Regions from separate parts of the Homo sapiens genome. Here region 1 is linked to region 2. The links are chromatin contacts, found by Hi-C or POLR2A ChIA-PET in ENCODE. All regions are on one chromosome and are shown on one strand. Each heading gives the region's core, a stretch centred on a gene start or an enhancer-like site at or near the end of the contact. The rest is flanking DNA. Distances are from core to core; before and after follow the strand shown. Region 1 overlaps PIP4K2A (phosphatidylinositol-5-phosphate 4-kinase type 2 alpha). Region 2 holds the start of COMMD3-BMI1 (COMMD3-BMI1 readthrough).

Region 1 (5,088 bases), core at 2,038-4,537, 370 kb before region 2:
CAGCCTTAGCCCCCCTGGGTAGCTGAGACTAAAGGCACATGCCACCATGCCCAGCGAATTTTTAAAGTTTTTGTTTGTTTGTTTGTTTTTTATAGAAAATGGGTGTCACTTTGTTGATCAGGCCTGTCTTGAACTCCTGGCATCAAGTGATCCTCCTGCCTCAGCCTCCCAAAGAGCTGGGATCACAGGTGCAAGCCACTGTGCCCAACCCTTTTCACTTTCTTAACCCTGAGATTTTGATTCTGTCATGACCAAAATTTCACAAGGAAAATTGTCTTAATGATTCGCCTCTCTTCTGAAATTTTTTAGTATTATGATTCATTAATAGTATGACTTGATGCTAAATGTCCAAAACATTGTTTAATAAAATCAGTTGAAGAGTATACACTGGGACTCTTAAACTCCTTTTAAAAATTATCTGGATATAATCTCTTATGCTGTGTAATTATAAGTTGTACTTCTTATCTCATAACTTTAAATACTCAATTCAAGCAGAACCATTTTCAGAATCAAAGTCCTATTGAAAATGTAAACATTAGACTTCTTGAAAAAATATATACATGGCAGATCTACTGTGGTTGAAATTAAATGACAAGAGTGTCACCAGTAATGCGGTTTCTGTTATTGCACGGGTTCCACAGGTGTAAAAATAACCCTTACTAGCACCCTGTTTTACTAGCTGGACACTTGCCGAAATGGTCAGGAACACAAAAGTGAAGCAGCTGTGTATCGGACAGCTGTGGACAAGATGTCCATAAGCAGTGCTATAAGGACCCACCAAAGCACAACTTCAGATGACTTGGCAGGGCGGTGACATGCTGGGAAGCAACAGTCATGGGCTGTGCATTTTCACAGAAGTGTTCAAGGAACTCCAGGGTAATTTACAAATGGCCACTTTGCCATATGCCTGAGACACTGGAAAGATTTTTAGTGGGTGGCATCCTATAGACCAGGGATTGTTTTGATGCCAGGGAGCTCGAGCTGATACTGGACATTGGAAGGTGTGTCAGGTTTTCTGATAGACAAATTATGTTTCACTAATAGAATGTTTTGTTTGAGGTAGGGAATATTTTTAAGAGGACAAGGAAAGCCAATAGGTATATTTTTAAAAATTATGAACATATATGTATAAGAAACAGTATAATGAAACAAGCGCATTACAAAGAATAATGATAAAACACATTGTGTGTTAGCTTTTGGCAGAAGGAATATAAGCTTAAAAGTTTTTTAAACAACTTTCTTTGGCAAAAGAAGTAGAGGCAGTGGCAATCAAAGAAAAAATAAGGGATTCAGACAAAGCGTACCTAGTATTAACTGTTAGTACCACAGATACTAATGCTGGTTTTTAATTAAAACGACCCAATCAGTAATGTCTTTGAGATTGCCTAAATTTACATTTTGCTCTCAAGTATTTTTAAGTCATAAAACAGCAAGCCAGTGGGGAAAATAAACTGAAAGATGGTTTGCCACAGGCCTGAAACTGTGAGTGGGGAAGTTGGCATACTAAATTGTAATACAGACAGATGTGAGGTAATGCATTTAAGGGGGGGAAAAAGACTACATTCTACACACAAAGTAATGGGCTCCAGGCTTCTTGTGAGTATTTCAGATAGGAATCATTCAGTTTCTAATGGGTATTTGGCCGATGTGGTGCTTATTGTAGCCAGGAACGTTCCGGGCAAGGAAGCGCTGGGCGATTCCAGGAGAGATATAAAGAAAATATTTCAAGATCTGACACACTTTGAATTGTGTGTGTGTGTGTGTGTGTGTGTGTGTGTGTGTGTGTGAACTGCTTGGTAGGAAAGCTACAAGAGAGACTGGGAAAGGCTAAGGGAGGGGCGACTGAAAGAGGTACCAAACCATGAGAAGAAATTACAGTCAGGAGGGACGCTGCAGTCTGGAAAGATGAAGCTGTGATTAAAAACCATGATAAACACGTGCTCAACAGACTTCTTTATCAAACCCTGCAGAAGGGAACAGAAGAAAGCAGTTGCTGCTTGAGGGGGAAAGTTAATGGAAGAAGAAAATAACTTGTTTTCGACAGTTGACAAAGCAGTTTCACCTTTGTCATCTCACCTGACCTGTACCCAGCACTGAGGAGAAGGCTGGGGACAAGTCATTATTCACATTTGACAGATGAGCAAACAGATCAGAGTAAGTGACTCGGCTAAGTCCACACTGTCAGCTCTGCGGTCAGGATCAAACCTGGCTCTGACTCAGGTCCCCTTGCACTTGGCCCACCTCTGAGTTGCGAAAACTTGGGGTCTGTACCACAGCATGGAAGACTTAGGATCACTGTGAAAAACTGTGACTTAAGATCACAGTGAAAAACGGCAAATGCAAATACTGTTAAAGCCTTGACTCGGTGGTATGAGCAGAACTCATAAGAGTTGAGTCAGAGAGCAGTCCAGGTGTCTTCAGCTCAGATAGCTGCCCTTGCTAGAGAGGCTGCTGGTTGAACAGTAATTTATCAGCTTGATCCAACATAAAGTTTCTTCATTTTTATTTATACTGTACTGTCGTGTCAGCTGTTTTTGTTGTTGTTGTTGTTGTTGTTGTTTTTCTTTTTCTTTTCTTTTTGGCTTCAGAAATGGCCTCAGCTACGCAAAAATAAAGAAGGATCTGAAAGATCAGTCTTGTTGTAAAGAAGACAGCAGGTGACATGGTAGATGACCGCACATTGTTCATTCCCAAGGTCATGGGTAGTGCCAGGATTTTCAGACGCAAATGATGCATATGTAAAGATGACTGGACCATCTGTGTCTCTTCAGATCCTGTTGCAATTACCAAGTGTTCCCAGCAAGGGTTAATGTGGTGTGTGAACCTGACTAACCTCAGGTTCTAGTTCTCCCTCCCTGAGTAGAGAGTCTAGGAGCCAAGTTCAGACTGGCTCAGTCTGGAGGAATTCACAAGTGAGGCAGGTTTAATGGAAGAACAGATACTCTGAGGTTTTGGAGGGCCTGTGATGTGCTTGTCAGCGGGTTCCTGCTTCTGCCACCCCCACCACGGAGCACCAACCATGTGGTTTGTTCTTTGTGTACTTTGTTAGCTAAACTCTCAAGTGTCAAGTTGATGGCACTTTTTTTTTAGGTTCATGGACACTGTTACTGTCCAATAATTTGTAAGTCAGCAATGCTTTGTTTTATCAGTAAAATAAAACACTATATTAGGAATAGCATGATCAGAACAGGGTGGTTTCCTAATTTTTAGATTGCTGGCCTTTTCTAGAAAATAAAGGCAAGGTGTGCATACTTGAGGTTTGAGGGCTACCATTGCCTCCTGGCAGAGGAAATGAGTAGGCCTGATAGTTGCTAGGTTAAAAAGAAACAGTAGTTGAAATACTGAGAAAAGTTTAATGAAAAGTAACTTTGGCTCTTAAGTAGAACAGTTTGAGGACAGTGAAAAATTCAGTAGCTAAGGGTTGTGTGCTCTCTACACAGGGATGGTGTGTGGATTTGTGGATAAGGTATGCAACAGAGTACTCCTCTTTGAGCATTTTTATATCTTGAATTAACTATAGCACAGGAGTTGGCAGACTATGGCTTGTGGGCCAGATCTGGCCCGCTGCTTGTTTTTGTGTGGCCACGAACTAAGGATAGTTTTTACGTATGTACAAAAAAAAAAATGGTTTTCTAAAAAAGTATTTCATAATGTGAAAATTCTATGAAATTCAAATTTCAGTGTCTGTAGATAAGTTTGATTGGAACAGAGCCACACTCATTTGTTTGCCAGTTTGTAGCTGCTCAAACAGCAGAGGTGAGTCATTGTGACAGAGACTGTGTGGCCCGCAGAGCCTAGAATTATTTACTGTCTAACCCTTGCAGGGAAAGTTAGTCAGTTTCTGCTACAGTAAAATATTGCTGGTAGCTGAAATTAGGAGTTTTCACCTCTTTTCCTGCGTTTTATTTTTTAATTTTAATTTAATTTTATTTATTTTATTTTTTTTTAGAAATAGGGTCTTGCTCTGTCACACAGGCTAGAGTACAGTGGCGCCATCATGGCTCAATGCAGCCTCTACCCCCCAGGCTCAAGGCATCCTCCTACCTCAGCCTCTTGAGTATGTGGGACCACAGGTGCATGCCACCACACCTGGCTAATTTTTAAAATTTTTTGAAGAGACAAGGTCTCACTGTGTTGCCAAGGCTGGTCTCAAACTCTGAAACTTAAACAGTCCTCCTGCCTGGGCCTCTCAAGGTGATGGGATTACAGGCATGAGCCACTGTGTCTGGCTGAGAAGCCAGGTCTTGAGAAGCCAGGTGGCTCAGAAGGCCTAGCTGACAGTGTAGGGGAGACAGAGGTCCCCTCCAACCTCCCTTTAGCTCTTAGTGGGCTCTTCAGCTGGATCTAGAAGTCAGGTTGACATCAGGCAGATTAATAGGAGAAAGGAATACAAATTTTCTTAGTGTTACTTGCACCTGGGAATCTTTAAAAGAGTGAAATCCAAAGGAATTGGCCAAAGCAAGACACTTTTATGCTGAGAACGATACATTTGAGAAGAAATGACAAGAAAAAATCTGGGGCAGTACATTTCTAGGGGAGTCACTGGGAGGATACATGGGGAGTATAAAACAGGTAGAAGATAAGGGCTACTTCCAGAAATTTCCTTATTCAGGTTAGTTGCATCTTCCAAACCCTAGTCTCTGGGATAAGGGCTATTTTCTCGCCTGAATAGGTGAGGGGCCCCTCCCAAAGGAATCTTTGTGGCTTGCTACATGCAGGAAGACCCAGGTCACCTGGCTTGTTGGGGTCAAGTTGGAATCTACAACTTTTTCAGTGTTTTCAGCTCACACTAATCAATATAAAAATCCGGCATATTTTGGGATGGCATGTCCTTCACTCTTTGAACAACATCACCAAGACCTCAATACATGTGTAGGGTCACCTTGGATCACCAGCCCTCGCTGAGCTGTCGCAGGAACACAATGTTGAGCCTCCTTGAGTTCTTGACCCATGTCATTATGAGCCAATAAAATGGCAGTGGTTTTAAGCCATGAAGTTTTGGGGTGTTTTTTACGCAGTGTTACTTAACTGAAAAGGACTAGGGATGTATGCTAGCCTTTTTATTGTCATTCATGACAGAGGGAAAAT
Region 2 (4,991 bases), core at 1,915-4,414:
CCAGTAATGAGCTTCATTTTTTAAAAACTATGAAATAAATTCGTTGTCATATCCACTAATAAATGTAGTTTTGAATTTTCCCAGTCTTAAATGGGCAATATAAACAGTTTTAGAATGTTATGTATACTTCCCCCTTTATAAAGTCATTTAAAAAGTTTCAAAATCCAATTTTGACAGTTTAATTCAATTTCTGAAAGCAAAGACATTTTCAAAGCCATGCTCTTAATTTTGTTTATCTTATTGGACCAAACTCATCATGAATAGAAGAAATTTACACTAAACACTACAGAAGTTTATTTCAATCAGCAAGAACAGCAAATACAGACCAATTCTCTATTAATAACATCTTAATTTCAAGTGAAGCCTATCTTAAAATACTACTTTTGATGCCCCTTTCCCATTAAATCCTTAACCAATCTTCATTATCTGCTGACAAATGGTTAGATTAATTTTCTTTTGAACTTCCCAAGAGTATAACTCTCAAGTAAACATTTATAAAAAGACAGGAATATTTATAGATCCTAATACTGTACCTGTAATTGTTCCATGCTGCAACTAAAACTAATCTCTGGATAGGATGGGGAATCAGTGTTCTAGGGCAGGAAAAAAAACACGCAACAAGAAACGCTGTTTATTTAAATCAATGAAATTATAAATTTCATTATTGGATAAGACTTATCTATAAATACCTGTACACTTAAGGTCACCAAATATGCAGGTCTGTACATCCTATGAAGTTGATTGGTCTAAAATAACACAACAAACACGCAACAGCTTTTAACTCTAGGTTTTAAGAAGTTCCCTAAATCCCCCGCTAGAGAAGTTTCTTAAACTTTACCTTTATCTGATATTCCAAGCGCCAAGAAACATCCGTTATATGAGGGAGAGATCTGCCTATACTGAAAGATGCAATGATAACTTCGTACATAGTCTCCTCAGAAGAACTTTTCAGTTATTTATATTTACTAAGAATGGCTCTACTTTCCACCCCCAACTCCATTTTAATCCATTCTGAATTTAAACCATTGTTAAACTTTATTTTTAAATTATGAATGGTAAAGGAGCATTTCAAAATCATCTCAATAAACGATCTTTAAAAACATGAGCTTAACTTCAATTGCTTGACATGCCCTTTGGCTCCTTTTCTTTGGGTCAAGATCCCGAAGATCTTGTTTCACACCAACACTCTCCATTCATACCTGCAAGTGAAAAGTGCCTCAGCTTGACACCTTATACAGTACCTACCTTCCCAGTAGGATTTCTAGGGAATTCTTATTATTCTGGAGAGAAAAAAGAAAGCAAGAAAGAAAGAAAAAAAAACATCTTTACAAACAAAGTAAAAGAAAAATAGTACTGTTAATTAAAAATTTTAAAGTAAGTAACCTGATATTCCGTGCAAAACAGTTCTATTCGCTCTCTGTCAAATTTACAGTCTTCTAGATAAGTGCTAGAAGAAAGAAAAAAAAAGCCAAAGTTCTGTCTCCATTTTTAAAACTGAAATTGAAATCATTAAGGTAGTATTTGAAAATAAATGGATATTTAAATAAATCCTGTACCTTAGAGTTGACTTGTCAGCTCGGTGCTTTCCTGCCTCTAGTATGTAAGTTGCAGCTGCTGCATGACAATGTTTTAAAACCACTGGGTCGATATGTTTCAAGTCTGGATGATCTAAAATAAATTAACTTCCAGTGATGCCTATGATAATAAATTCTTTACAGTCATGTTCCAAAAAGGATATTTTAATTTGGGTTTAAAAACCCTTTAACAAGATTAAAAACATCAACTATAAGGACAGTCAATTATAAGTAAATGAGATGAGCAACAAGATCAAGTGAAAAACAATAAAAAGAACACAACAAGAACTCTACTATTACTAGCTTCAATTAACTTATTTTGCCTTAATATTTTTACTATTAAAAAATATTATAGCCCCCAAAGAAAATATAACAATGCAATGGTCATTCTAACACTGGAGTAAATTCAAAGGAAAAACAAGATAAATATTTTACATTGTGTCAATTTTAGAATAAACTTCCATCCTAAAAATGATGAGTTTAGGGTAACCGGCTCCATGAACAAATACATCAAGGGGGTAGAAGGTAGGGCATGAGTTCAGAATATAAGATACAAATTTCAAAATTATATTAGTACTTTCAGGGTTTGACAGTCATTTTTTTTTTGAGATTAACCCAGGTGGTGGTTACTATTTTCGTTTAAGAACTTCCACTTTCATACTTTTTGTACAAGTGTTTAGTTCATGAAACTACAGAAAAAAAACAAAAATTTGAATTGTTGGGATATTTATATTTAAGAAAATCATCTAAAAGCGATCGGTCTTAAAATATGTCTTCAATCCATACTGACACTGCACCTCCGCAGTCACTGACCGGATCGCTTAAAAGACACTCGCATCCTGGTAACTGGGGCGGAACAAAGTATTGTGCATCATAGTTTAAGGTTCTAGGCGTAGAACCTGTGTAAACATGCTGAACTAGAGCGCTGGAGTGATCATAGCAACTTGAGGTATGCTCTAAGTTGGCAAATGTCAACACTGTCTGACCTAGTAATTACTTCGGAAACAGACCCTTAAACCTTTGCTAGCCTAGCCCTGGAAGCTTGAATTGCAGGGAGCTCCCCAGATGAAGTCCAACTGTCAAAACAGCCGCAGCCTCAGACAAGGCTAAACACCTTAGATGTTTAGGCCACAAACAAGACTTGAACACCGGCTTTACAAAAGAACAAAGAGACTGGGAGGGAAACCGGGCCAGGAACGTGGAGTTGGCTCTATGCAGGTGCCAAGTGGGGCCAAAACAATGCTCAGAGTCTGCTCCGAGTCCTGGCAGAGCCACGTCCCCAACACTCCGTCCGGAGCGAAGGGCAAAGCCCGGAGACTTCCTCTTCCCGGGGCTTTCCCCTTCTCGCTCCGCCGGCTCCTCTTCTCCGAGCGCCCCTCCACCCCGGCGGATCCAGCTCCGAGCCGAGCCGAGCGGCTTACCTAACACGGCCTCGTCCGCCTGGGCGTCCAGCAGACTCTGGAATGCCGCCCGGAGGAGAAGCGTGAAGGCGTTGGAGTCGAAGGAGCGGGGATCCGCCAGCATCTGGAAGCCTTTCTGCACAGACTCCGAGAGCTCCATTGTGAGCGCGCCGTGACCTTCGACACGCACACCACGTGACACGCGCCGCGCGCTCAGCTGATGCGGCCGCGCGCGCACGCGGCTCGGGGCGGCTGGCGGCGGCGCGGGCTGCGGGGCCTCCCCGCCCGCCTCCGCGCCCGCGCGCGGGTCCCGCGCCCCCAGCCGCCGCCTACGGCCTCCCACCGTTTCCGTCCAGCTCTCGCTTGTCCAGCGCAGGCCGCGGGAGCTGCCGAGCCTTGGCGAGAAGGGCGGCCTCGGGCGTTTTGTGGACGCGCTCGGCGCTTTCTCCTTGGTTCGGCGCTTACCTCGGACGGCCACCAGCTCGGTTCCCTGAGAGACCCCGGGGAGACTGCGGACGGTGTCGGGATCCCGGCCCCCGCCTCCCGCAAACGGCGTCCTCCCCGCTCCTCGCTCTGCGCGAATCCTGCGGGAAGCTCCGATCTCAGGCAACTGGATTTTGCTTTTGTGGTTTTTTGTTTGTTTTGTTTGTTTTTTAGCTCACCAGCTTAACCTCGCAGCACTGCCCTTTTATGAGACTGTAAGACATCTAATTATGTGATTCTTGCTTATTTTTACTTTTTTTTTTTTGTCATTTCTGGAATACGGCAGTAGTGTCCTTCCTGCATGGGGGGTGTGTACACATGCACGCATACATAGAGTTCCTGTATGCACTGCACTCCAGCAATCGGATTAATAAATTATTCATGAACAGATTTGACAGGATTATTAACAATTTTATATGCCGCTGCAAATAAAGCCAACTGCCATACACATTTTGTGCTACTCACCACATCTATGGGTCCCGTTTTAGTTGCTCTATAGAATCTGCATAAATACGTTTTTATTAAACAGCTACCTTAGTAAAGTACAGTTAGGAATGGCAAGATCTTTATTAGAAGTGAGTTACTGTTTAGGATGCTCATACCTTTAAAGATTCAAATACTGTATAAAGTTTAACTTCCTCTCTATTTCTACGAAGTTGGTTTAGAGAACAAGAATGATTCTTTAAAAAACCCGTGAAGCAAAGTAGATTAGGTATTTTTAATCAAAAGCACTTGAAAAGTTAAAAAATGCAAGTTCTTGAAGGGTGGAGGGAAGGGATGCGGAACAACAAAGATGTTTTAGTCTTCAGGAGCGATTATTTGCAACATTAGACCCAAAGTGAAACATTATTTTCTTTTTCTAACTTAGATGTCTGTTTTAAAAATTTTTGATGGATACAGTTGACATTTACCTTGGCACCAATACATAAAGTGTACCTCATTTCACAACAGGATGCAAATGGAGTAAGCATCAGTAACAGATTGAGTAACTACTCAGCCCTCCTTTGAAAGCTTTAAAAGGCACGTGCAGTGGCTCCTCACTCGGTGAGAATATAGTAGCAGTGAAGGATTTAAAAGTCTCCCTAGAGTCTTTATGAAACAAGCACCTATTAATCATGTTCATCTTTTCTTCCCATCACTCATCTTCCTAATTTGTTTCTCATTAGTAGTAAAATGTCAGTTGAAAAACTTCATGATACCTGATTACATAGAGAATAGTCAGGACAGAGTTGTGTAAATGTTCAACAATATTAACAACACCCAAGCTTATTATGTTTATTACACATGTATTTTATGACCTAGTGTAACGTTGATTATTAATACTCTAATAGAATTTGAGTTGATAACTCTAATACTCAATTTAGTGTCAAAAAAGAGAGTATTAATCATGGACATAGATTTTAAAATATTATTTTAAAAGAAAAATAAACACAAGTGGTTGTCAATTTGTGGGCATGAAAGTTAGGAAATTCAGAAGGATTGTTTCCATAATAGCTGTCATATTACTTTGTTGCCCATGTATAAGTACTTTCTC

Evidence for each region. Hi-C counts contacts between places; a loop is a spot of excess contacts on that map. ChIA-PET counts read pairs that join two places held with the same protein, here RNA polymerase II (POLR2A). Pooled maps may share reads with other maps.
Region 1: a loop to region 2 is called in a pooled map, with 3 times the contacts of the local background. The contact joins the enhancer-like site here to the promoter of COMMD3-BMI1 in region 2. A Hi-C loop is called at or near these places in 2 of 168 maps with a recorded cell type or tissue (IMR-90 and PC-9), 1 of 37 single-sample maps with no recorded cell type and 11 of 50 pooled maps. POLR2A ChIA-PET finds 5 or more read pairs at or near these places in 5 of 52 experiments (AG04449, HEK293, MCF 10A and 2 more).

What each region holds. Positions count from the first base shown.
Region 1 is chr10:22,680,535-22,685,622 of GRCh38, reverse strand. The region is part of intron 1 of PIP4K2A (phosphatidylinositol-5-phosphate 4-kinase type 2 alpha); the gene reads left to right. Among named protein-coding and RNA genes, the nearest start is that of PIP4K2A, 31 kb to the left of the region's middle. RefSeq lists enhancers at 1,570-1,639, 2,180-2,399, 3,140-3,259. Within about 2 kb of position 3,287, at least 19 of the 41 ENCODE cell types and tissues checked have a DNase peak (open chromatin) inside an H3K27ac peak, as active enhancers do; they include PC-9, where a contact is called at or near this core.
Region 2 is chr10:22,314,561-22,319,551 of GRCh38, reverse strand. It overlaps COMMD3-BMI1 (COMMD3-BMI1 readthrough), which reads right to left and starts at 3,164. Exons shown (of 14, transcript NM_001204062.2): 1 at 2,996-3,164; 2 at 1,557-1,668; 3 at 1,384-1,447; 4 at 1,246-1,280; 5 at 534-593. The coding sequence starts at 3,134. COMMD3 (COMM domain containing 3) reads right to left here and starts at 3,164. Exons shown (of 8, transcript NM_012071.4): 1 at 2,996-3,164; 2 at 1,557-1,668; 3 at 1,384-1,447; 4 at 1,246-1,280; 5 at 839-899; 6 at 690-746; 7 at 534-593. The coding sequence starts at 3,134. RefSeq lists an enhancer at 2,617-2,916 and a silencer at 3,187-3,306.